Linked DNA regions of Mus musculus: region 2 is linked to region 1. Evidence: chromatin loops called from intact Hi-C (ENCODE). Cell type or tissue: heart. All regions are shown on one strand. Each heading gives the region's core, and the rest is flanking DNA. Links, peaks and the distances in the headings are about the cores only.

Evidence for each region. Hi-C counts contacts between places; a loop is a spot of excess contacts. Peaks named below come from ENCODE experiments on the same cell type or tissue, not always from the same donor. Only the 100,000 strongest peaks of a DNase experiment are listed, where the experiment ranks them.
Region 2: it touches region 1 in a loop (2.2-fold over the local background); 3 of 42 quality-filtered maps call a loop at or near these places.

The regions. Positions count from the first base shown.
Region 1 is chr10:97,425,304-97,430,691 of GRCm38, reverse strand. Gm34114 (a long non-coding RNA gene) reads left to right here and starts at 2,109. Exons shown (of 4, transcript XR_380718.2): 1 at 2,109-2,351. In heart, for the core only: no CTCF peak of the experiment used is centred there; no DNase peak of the experiment used is centred there.
Region 2 is chr10:97,477,064-97,482,451 of GRCm38, reverse strand. Dcn (decorin) reads right to left here and starts at 2,952. Exons shown (of 8, transcript NM_001190451.2): 1 at 2,663-2,952. In heart, for the core only: no CTCF peak of the experiment used is centred there; a DNase peak (open chromatin) is centred at 2,891; H3K4me3 peaks cover 970 bases.

The DNA.
Region 1 (5,388 bases), core at 314-5,313:
TTGGTTTTATTTAAATAAAAATATTAACAAAAATTTAAAAATAAAAGTTAGAAACTCATCCAATTGTGTGTCCCTTAATGAGAGAGCAGGGGTATACTCTGAGGAATTTGTCCTTAGGTTTGAGGAGTGTAACTCTACCTTAGCTTACTCTATGAACCCCAGAATAAGGCACACCAAATTTGCCCTAGTCTTGACCCCACGGAGTTTGGGGGAAAAATTACAGGGCTTAGAAACAAATTCTCCTGGCTGCCTAATATTTTTTTAAATTTTTTAATTTTTATTTTTTTTTTAGATATTTTCTTCATTTACATTTCAAATGCTATCCCCTTTCCAGGTTTCCCTCTCTTCTAGAAACACCCTGTCACATCCTCCCTCCCCCTGCTTCTATGAGAGTGTTCCTCCACCCATCCACCCACTCTCCCCTCCCTGCCCTCGATTCCCCTACAATGGGGCATCTATCAAGCCTTCGTAAGACCAAGGACCTCTCCTCCCATTGATGTATGGAATATTTTTCAAATTCTCAAGACACAAAGAAAATGGTTTTATGGCTACAGCTTTCTGGTTATACTAGCAATCGATTTTTAATTGTAATTGTCTGGGTGTACTGTGTATTCTATTTGCTTAAAAAAGACTATGTTTAATCAAAATCATAAAATATAATGCCTTCTATAAATGTGAATTAATTATTTTTATTTATTTGTTTGTTTGTTTGTTTGTTTGTTTGAGACAGGGTTTCTCTGTGTAGCCCTGGCTGTTCTGGAACTCACTCTGTAGACCAGGCGGGCCTCGAACTCAGAAATCTGCCTGACTGCCTCCTGAGTGCTGGGATTAAAAGTGTGAGACACCATGCCTGGCTTGAATTAATTATTTTAAAAATAAATAAGTGCATAGATAATTAACCAAGAAGTGTTAGCAGTATACAAAAGCCTTACTGCCCAAGCTCCGTTTTCCACTGATACCCAGTCTGCATGTGACTTAAGATGAAGTTTTAGAAAAATCAAAATAATTTAAATATTCCAATACCAATCAAGTACCTCTTAACAGCAAAATATTTTTAATTTAAAATATCAATAAAATACAACTTTCGTCATAATTTCTACTGGAGTAAAATTCATGCTAAATGATAGATATATGAAGTTTTGATTTTTACTTAGTCCTATGATCTGCACTTATTTATTTCTGATTTGAGTAATAATAAGACTCAAATAGTTTTTGAGTCTTAAAACTGGACAAACAAAAATTTGCCAGGAGTTGAGAACCTGGAGAAATTGAAAGTTTCAGTTTGTTGTTAGCTTAGGCATAGAAGTCTGTGGAATACTTCTTTCTTTTGGCAAAAACAAAGGGAAAAAGCCATTAGCCTCCCCAGTGTGATTTTTGGTTCCTCCTCCTTCAGGCAAGTCCAGAAACACCAAGTGAGATCAGAATATTTTACTGAGTTCTAACCTTCTGTTTCTCTCCATCCTGGCAATGAAATATGGAAAACACATTTGTTAAGGTTAATTTGAACTTCTTCTGACCCCTTGGAGACATCCTCTTAGTCATAGAAAAAATGGAACCACTACGTTCTTTCTTTTTTATTTATATTTTAAATTTTTATTCAATTTAAATCTCGATTGTTGCCTGCCTGCTCACTCCATCCTTCCCTTCTCCTCTGATGCATCCCCTAGGTATCCCCCACCTTGGCACATAAAGTCTTTGCAGGGCTAGGTGCATCCTCTCCCAGTGAGATAAGGCAACCCAGTTAGGTATTATATTCAACAGCTTTGTGTTAGCCCCCACTTCTATTGTTGGGGGACCCACATAAAAACCAAGCTGCATATCTACTATATATGTGTGGGGGTCTTAGGTCCAGCTTCTGGGTGCTCTTTGGTTGGTGGTTCAGTCTCTGAGAGACCACAAGGTTCCAGGTTAGGTGACTTTGTTGGTCTTCCTGTGACATGTGTAACCCCTTCAGGGACCTCAACCCTTTCCCTAACTCTTCCATAAGAGTCCCCAAGCTCTATCTAATGTTTGGCTGTGGGTCTCTGCATCTGACTGAGTCAGCTGCTGGGTGGAGCCTCTTAGATGACAGCTATGCTAAGCTTCTGTTTGCAAGCATAACAGAGTTATCAGTAATAGTGTCATGGATTGGTGCTTGCCCATGGGATAGATATCCACTAGGGCTGATTATTGCTTAGCCATTCCCTCATTCTCTGCTCCATCCCCTATCCCTGAATTTCTTGTAGACAGGATAAAATTTGGGTCAAAAGTATTTTGGGTGGGTTGGTGTCCCCATCGCTCCACTGGGGTCCCTGCCAGGACACAGAAGGTGATCTCTTCAGGATCCATATCCCTACTGCTGTGAGTCTCAGGTAAGATCACCTCAATTGATTTCATTGATATCATCTCCTATCCCAGATCTCTACCAAGTCCTCAAGATACCCCAGCCCCTACCCCAACCCCACAAGCTGCAGATTTCCATTCATCCTGCTGGCCCTCTGGACATCTCTCCTGTCTCTCCCCACACCCGATCCTAAACCAACTTTTCCATTCCCTTTCCCATCCTCTCTCCTACCTGATCCCTCCCTCCATCTGTCTCCTATGATTATTTTATTTCCCCTCCCAAGTGAGAGTCAAGCATTCTCTATTGGACCTTCCTTCTGGTTTAGCTTCTTTTGATGTCTGGAGTGTAGCATGGTTTTCCTGTGTTTTATGGCTAATATCCACTTATAAGTAAGTATATACTATGAATGTAGTTTTGAGTCTGGAATACCTCACTCAGGATGACATTCTCATTCCATCCACATGCCTGCAAGATTTGTGGTTTCTTTGCTTTTAATAGCTTAATAGTAGTCCATTGTGTAGAGATACCACATTTTCACCATCCAATCTTCAGCTGAGGAACATCTGTTATTTCCAGTGTCGGGTTATTATGAATAAAGCTGCTATGAACATAGTTGAGCAAGTGTCATTGTGAGATGTTGGAGCATCTCTTTTGGTTTATATCCAGGAGTTGTTTAAATGGGCCTTGAGGTAGAATTATTTCCAGTTTTGTGTGGACCTGCCAAATTGATTTACAACGTGTGGCTGTGTAAGTATGCACTCCCACCAGCAATGGAGGAATGTCCTCCTTACTCCAGCAAGTTGTATCACTTGAGTTTTTTTTTTTTTTTTTTTTTTTTAATCTTAGCCACTTTGTCAGGTATAAATGTTATCTCAGGGTCATTTTGATTTGCATTTCCTTGATGATTAAGAACTTTAAACATTTCTTTCAGTGTTTCTCAGCCATGTGAGATTCCTCTGTTGAGAATTCTGTTTAGCACTTTACCCCATTTTTAGTTGGGTTACTTGGGTTGGTGGCATCTAAATTCTTGGAGATATATATATATATATTTCCTCTGTCAGGTATAGGGTTATAAAGACCCTTTCTCAATCTGTAGGCTGTCATTTTGTCCTCGTGACATTGTCCTTTGCTTTACAGAAGCTTTACAGTGTCATGAGTTACCATTTGTCAATTGTTGATCTTAGAACCTAAGCCATTGCTCTTCTCTTCAGGAAGTTGACTACTGTACCAACACTGTGCAGACTGATCAGAATCCATTCTTTTTGTAAACACAGAATTAATGTTTTGTTGAGAACTTGATATGCAGAATGTTTGTCAGACCACATGACATTGCTTTTGTTGCCAGAATGTCACTTTGCTGCCTCCTAACCTATTTCAGCCAAACTTCATTGAAATAGAAAAATACTTGGCTGAAGTATTTTTCTAAAGGTCAGGCTTTTCTGATGTTTATCTTGCTAGCTATCAGCATGATTCATTTACCCTTTGAGGATGATCATGAGAAAGAATTGGAGATTGTTTTGTTTTATGAATGAAAATGAATCTGAAGTGAAATTAGAAGGCAAACTTGTTTTTTCCTCCTTTCATTCTACAAGAAAAGCCAGAGAGTAGAGAGATATCTGCTTACCTACTATATTGCATCTGAAGTATCTCTTCCATGAATTTGAATGTCACACACTGACATGCCCTAAAATGTTCTTTTATTAGTTTTTCTCAGCCATTAAGTGGTTACACAAATTCCTATTATTTTAAACAAATAGATCATACCAAAACAGGTCAAGACTGGATTTTTTTTTCATGTGTTGGAATTTGGTAATGTCTCACCTGGTATTAGTTGGAAATCTAAACTTTAAATTTAGCCATTCTTTTCATTTCATTTTTTTAATATTACTGGGAATGGAAGTCAAGGAGTTTCTCACACTAAGACTAGTGCTGAGCTAAGCCCCTTGCCGTCACTGCTCTCTATTAGAACTACAATAGCCATGTGCAAAACACAATCCCAGAGGCTGCCATCACTTCCAAATTTATAGACTGTGACATGGAAGGGTGAGAAACAATGCATTTCTCTCCTTAGTTGCTTTTTGTCAGTGTTTAATCACTGTACCAGAACTGTAACTAAACCATCCTTACACACTTTTTCATACTAATCTTTCAACTCTTTAGAATACAACATACAAGTTTTATAGTTATATAAATCTTACCCTTCCCTCTCCAACTCCTTCCATTTCTCCCCCATCCCCTATCAAATTAATGGCCTCTTAATCTTTAACTCTTATTGCGTCACGTTTACAAATACAGCCTTGTGGGTTCATTAATGTTGTTCCTATATATGCATGTTGAGGGGTAACCATCTGGGATCAGGTGGATTATCAGGGATCTTTGCCTGATAAAAGACTGATTCTTCCTCTTGGCAGCCATTCATTCATCACATGGAGCTCTTCACCTGGAGGACTGGGCCCTTGTAATATTTTCCCAATCTATGTAAGCATGGGAACTAATGTTACTGTTGTGCAGGTGTTGCTAAGATGGCCATATTGTTGATATTTCTAGGATACAATTTGGCTGCCATACATAAAAGGTATAATGTCACAGCAAAGGACAATGCCCTCTGGCTCTTACAACATTTTTGTTCCTTGTTTCTGAAATGTTCCCTGGGACTAGGATTTTTTTTTATGGGTTTGTGTTTGTCAATCTCTCACCTAGTATTGGTGAGATTTGTGTTTTTGAACTATCAAGTAAGGTACAGCAACTGATGGCTAGTCAGTGTTTATATTTGACCAGTTGTTAATACCTGTAATGGCCTCCACCACTTGCAAAAAGAAACTTCTTTGATGATGGATGTGAGCTACACTTATAGGTGGGTATAAAAATATTAGGATACAAGTAGAAAACACCAGTTTTGGAAAGTGGAAATATTACATTCTCCTCCAGAGTCTATGACCTCACTGAATATATTGTCCAAATCAGAAATATTTCTTCAAATATCTGCCATCTTATTGCCGTGGAGGCTTTCAAGATCCTTTATCCTAACTTTTGTAAGTCATGGAACTTACTTTTGTCAGTTAACT
Region 2 (5,388 bases), core at 249-5,248, 52 kb before region 1:
CTGTGATCTGAAGCACGATATTCTGACCTCTTTTAATGAACTTATCATGTTATAATGGGCTTTCTGTGTTTACCCCAACATTAGTGGATGTTCTCCCTCAGGGCGTGCCTTAGTATTCCTTGTTCTTCACCCATGCCTTGCACAATATTTTGAACACAAGTGACTCAGCTACCATCAGTTTATTAATAACACAGTGCATTCTGCTGGCTCCAAGAAACCAAACAAGTCTGATGTCTTAGAGCCCAAATTGTATATTCACAGCAAATTTCTAGTTATTTGGATATTAATTAAAGATAACTCAAAATGAACAATCAAAAGAGATCAAGCCACCTATTTTTTGAACGGACATGGCTTAAGATCCCTCTTCAGCTCTTAGAAGTCATCCTCAACCATTGAAGGCATCACTTTCAGACTCGTGATCTCAAGAAGAGCTGCATCTCTGCAAATATGTTGGATTTACTCGCTACTATGTTTCCATATAACAATACACAGAATGTATAGCCTTGAAGCTTTTTCCAAAAACACTAGGAAATACACACACACACAAGTTAAAAAAAAAAAAAACTCCACACATTCATTTTTAATTTACATCTAATACTGCAGTATGTCTAAAACAGAATACTCCATACATAATTGTGATTTCTCAATTTAAAAAAAAATCATAAAGATTGTGATTCATCCAACCTCCCCAAGTTCAAGGGCAAGTGTCCTCTAGTAACCCAATCCCACTCAGCTGCTCTTAAAGGGAGGTTATTGTTTAGGGATGTTTATTTGGATTGCAGTAAAGGAGAAGACTGCTTCACATTAAAATAGAATGTTTATGGTTTACCACAAGTTTGCTGGACTTGCATATTTAATGCCTTGTAATTTTAGGAGAAGAAAAGAAATGAAACAACGTAATCTCAGATTTAATAAGAATAAGGAGCATTTCTGGAGATGTCTCTTTGTCATCTACGCTCCAAAGCAGACATGCCTGGTGACTTCCCTATCAACCCTAAAAAGGAAATGTTGAGCCCAGGCTCTGAGGAACACCATCTTTCTTTATATGTGTTTACCTTGTTAAAATAGGACAAATTCTCTGCTCAATCTTCCTTTAGACTAAAGCCTGATACAGCCAGACTGCATACCACTTCATTAATACCCTCTCTCTCTCTCTTTCTCTCTCATGTGTGTATGTGTGTATATGTGCAAGTGTGCATGCATATATGCATGTTTTTGAACTCTGTTATCCTAAAAAAATGCTTATAAATTTTCTTCCAGTTCTCCCATGAAATTTCTTTTAAAATATTTTTTATACTACTCAAAGATCCAGCGTGTTTAGAGCAATTAACTTAAGAGAAATCTTAAGAGTCACTGGTCCTCAACATTTCTTCAGTGTTTTTTTTTTTGTTTGTTTGTTTTGTTTTTTTGTTTGTTTGTTTTTTTTTCCTTTTGTTATAAATGGCAACTAGAACAACAAAAAACAATTTACAAACGAACAGGTTGTGACTGAAGCAACACTATATCTTGTAGAAACTGTTCCTCTCAAATATTTGTAAAGCCATTTTTCCACTAAAAAGAGTTGTTTAAGTTCCGAAATGTCTCACCAAAAGTAATCTGTCTGGCCCCAAAACAATCTTTCTTTATTTACTTAGCTATTTCATCCAGGTTAACTTTTGTATAAACATACTTATACTGTTGTTAGGTGTTTCAGAGTTAAAACTTAACACGTATGTATGAAGTGAATCTGTAAATCCCTCATTTTAAGGTGAATTTAAAACTTCAGTAACAATAGGAATAATTAAAATACAAGCAATAAAAATACATTTGTCCACAAACAAGAACTACAATAAAACCTATGTTTCTTTTGGAGAGGTCTGCTAAAATAAGCAGCTGCAGGAAGAAAAAGCCACAGGCACAGAGATCACTGGAGTCACACACTGGGGCACACGTAACCAGTGGTCCTCTGCTTACTCTGCTTTAAGTTAAAATGAGAATCAACCCCCACCCTCACCTCATAGTGAATGCACCTCATAAGAAAGGTTAATTTGCATCGAAAATATTGACAGAAACATTTATAACCAAAGAGCTCTGCAGCTGTATTATCTCAGATCTTTAACATCATAAATATTTCCTGTGTTCCTTTTCACCTTTCTGGTAATAATTCCTATTCATTTCTGGTGTTGCAGAAGTAGGCATTATATTTCTACAGCCAGAGACTTGTCTTGCTGATGTTTTAAAGATTGTGAAGTATGCAAGAACACAGCACGAGAAGAAACCCTTAAATACCTAATTTAGGCACAAGCAATATGCTAGTTACGAATGCTTTTCTGCTGACAGTTTATAAAGAGCAAAGCATTTCATCAGTACAAACACAAAACTACCAATATAGACAAGTCATGGTGTTAGGTTACAAGTTTTTAATAAGCATATTTGCAAGAACAGAAGCAAGAGCACAAAACCAATGCATTCAAACAGTTTTGCCTTTTTGTTTGTTTGTTTTACCGAGTACTTAACTTCTGTTTTCAAGCAATTCATTTCTAACGTTGTCTAAAGATTACTAAAAGTTTAGCACAGCTTCCTTCTCGTTCCTTTTTCTCACCAGATATTTTCTTCTGCCCTCCACTTGACAGAAGCTTTATTAGCCTGTAGCAGAGTTCAGGACAATTATTGAAAGCCATACCTTTTAATCCGGGTATTTGCCACAGGAGCCCTCAAAGCTGCGATGTAATTAACACTAACTATGCAGCCCAGGCAAAAGGGTTTGCAGGTGTGGAAAGAAGGAGGAGGGGGTGGTGCTGCCCTGTGACTGTCACTGGGTTGAAAACCTCCTGCTTCTACTCCATAGCACAGTTAAGAACTAAGGTTTCACTGCGTGAGCGCATCCAGCTGACACCCACATTAGATCATATGGTAATGATACGTCTCTTGTATTGTAGCCAGAAACTTTATCGGCCCCCTTCTCCCTCCCCCTCCACATTTGCTTTATCCCTTTGCATCCGCCCAGCATTCCAAACTGCTTTTGTAGTCTAGTGGAGCAACTTGATTTGAAATTTGTCTTTTTTTTTTTTTTCTAAAAGATTGTAACTGAAGAATTTGTCTCCCCACCCCCAACCCCATTCCAGTCTCCACCCTTTCCAGTCTTGTTTGTAAGTAGTATTTATTATCCTTCTGAAATGACTTTTTTCCCCCTTGCTTTGGAGATGTGTGGGTCTGGAAAATGGAATGGCATTAATCCTAAAGCTTTTTTAAATGTGGTCTGCAGAGAAGACTAATTAGACTTCCATAGAATTACTCCTGGGCTCTGAAGTTCAAGTGCTCTGGAGTTCTCTGTGCATTTTGAATGCATTTCTATGGTGTTCTGGGACAAAGCCAGAATTTAATCTGGAAAATATGTTGTTTATTATTTTCATTACCTACGGCTTCAAAAACTTCCTTACTGTCTATTCTTTGCTGCTGTTGTTGAATAAAACACATAGAAACTAGACACTGATTACAATAAGATTTAGTTTGTAAGTAAAGAAAAAAATAATAATTTTTATAGATGGGTCCCTTATGTAATTAGGACTTTCTGTGGCTCTTTTTAAATTTCAGTAAATAGGCAGGGGGAGGAGAAGAAAGTGCAAATTGAGTAACATGTTTATTCAGGCAGTGAAGAAAGTTTTTGGAGATTTTATAATTCCATCTCTGGATGCTGTGGGTTGCTCTGTTTGCCTTCCCAGGTTCTGACTCGCATTTTTCTGCTCAGGCCTCCAGGCTCTGATCAGGTGGGGACTTGAAGCCACCATCTATGAAAAAGGAGGAGATTCCCCCTATCCTTCCTTTACCCACCTAAGTGCATGCTTTGACAGGAAATATTTTTTTATTTTTATGGAGCTGGAAGGAATTAAATTCTTGAGAGGGAATCTGAGGGAGGGGGAGGATGTAGCTAGACTTATTTTGACTTCTTTCCCAAGTCTAACTGCCTGTCTTTTAACCTCTCCCTCCACACACTCCATTCTTGCAGAGTCGAAGCATGCTGAGTGATTCTGTTGAGTCCAAGTGTTCGCTGACATTGGTGTAAGGAACATGCCCTTTCTTCTGGCACTAATTGACTTTCTCCTCTGAATGTTGCTTGTATTTATAAGTTTCTTCTGACATGCGATAACTCCTTGCTCATTGCCTCACTCCCAGAAAACACACATAGTCCCTCTAACACAGTTACTATAGTCATTGTCTTTCTTAATCGATGATTTGTTTCTTAGCAACACTGAACTTCACTCTAGTGAGTCAGGACAAATTGTGGCAGCAGTCATTGCCTAATGTAGAATAAGACAGGAGATGAAAGCAAAGAAATAGGAAAGAAAAGTAGAATAAAGTTGGCAAGAGGAAACAAAAGATGCATATAAATTAGTTTGAATTTTTACTGGTGGGGCTGTTAGGTTTAAAGTTCATATCTGGGTTCTTCCCTTTGATGACAGGTTTAGGAATTAAAGCAACTCCCCTAACCTCCCCAAGCTTCAGTCTCTGCACCTGTGGAATACATAGAAAACGTAACTCAGTGGTTAGTCTTAGATGGAGCTTGAAAGCAGACAATGTATAGAACAAATTTATTTCAACTTACTTTCAGTATAAGTGCGCCATAAATATTACTTTCCATTATTTTCTGGTGTGTTATATAGTTTACAATTGAACTAGCCAAGAAGAGTTGCTCCTCCTGTTTTGAAAATATAAAAATTGAGAACCAGTGACCTCTCCCTGCCCATGAAGCTAAGTAAGACCCAAAGCACAAGGCAGCTCCCAGAGATTCTAATTCTGAATCCAGGTTACATAGCTGTGCTTCATCATAAGGAGAATGAGCACACACACAGGAAGAGTTACTGTTAAATCTCTAAGATACGATGCCTTCTCATTTTCAAAACTGCACACAAGTTCAATACCGGGACCCAAGAGACAGCTTAGAAGACAAAGGTACTTACAGCTCCTAGCCTGTCAATCAGCGTTGAACCTCTGGAAGCCAGGTAAAGGAGGAAGTAAAGAGTCAATGCCTCAACCACATATTACACACACACACACACACACACACACACACACACACACACACTCACACACACACACACACACACACACACACACACACACACACACACTCACACACAGGCACTTTAATCATCATTGTAATCACCCAATATTTAAAAAGTTTTAATAGTTCGTAAACCTTGTTTAAGGATATATAGAGACAAATGCTTTCCCTATGTAATGTTTTTTTTTTAATTTAATGACAACTTTTAAGTTTCTTCACATTTATCAAGCTTCATTTATGAACAGCTGTTATATATAAGTGTTATATCAAGTATATGGTTCTTTTTTTTTCATTTTTTTTTAGGTGCAAAAACATAGGATCATCACACAGTCATATACAGTTAAGTA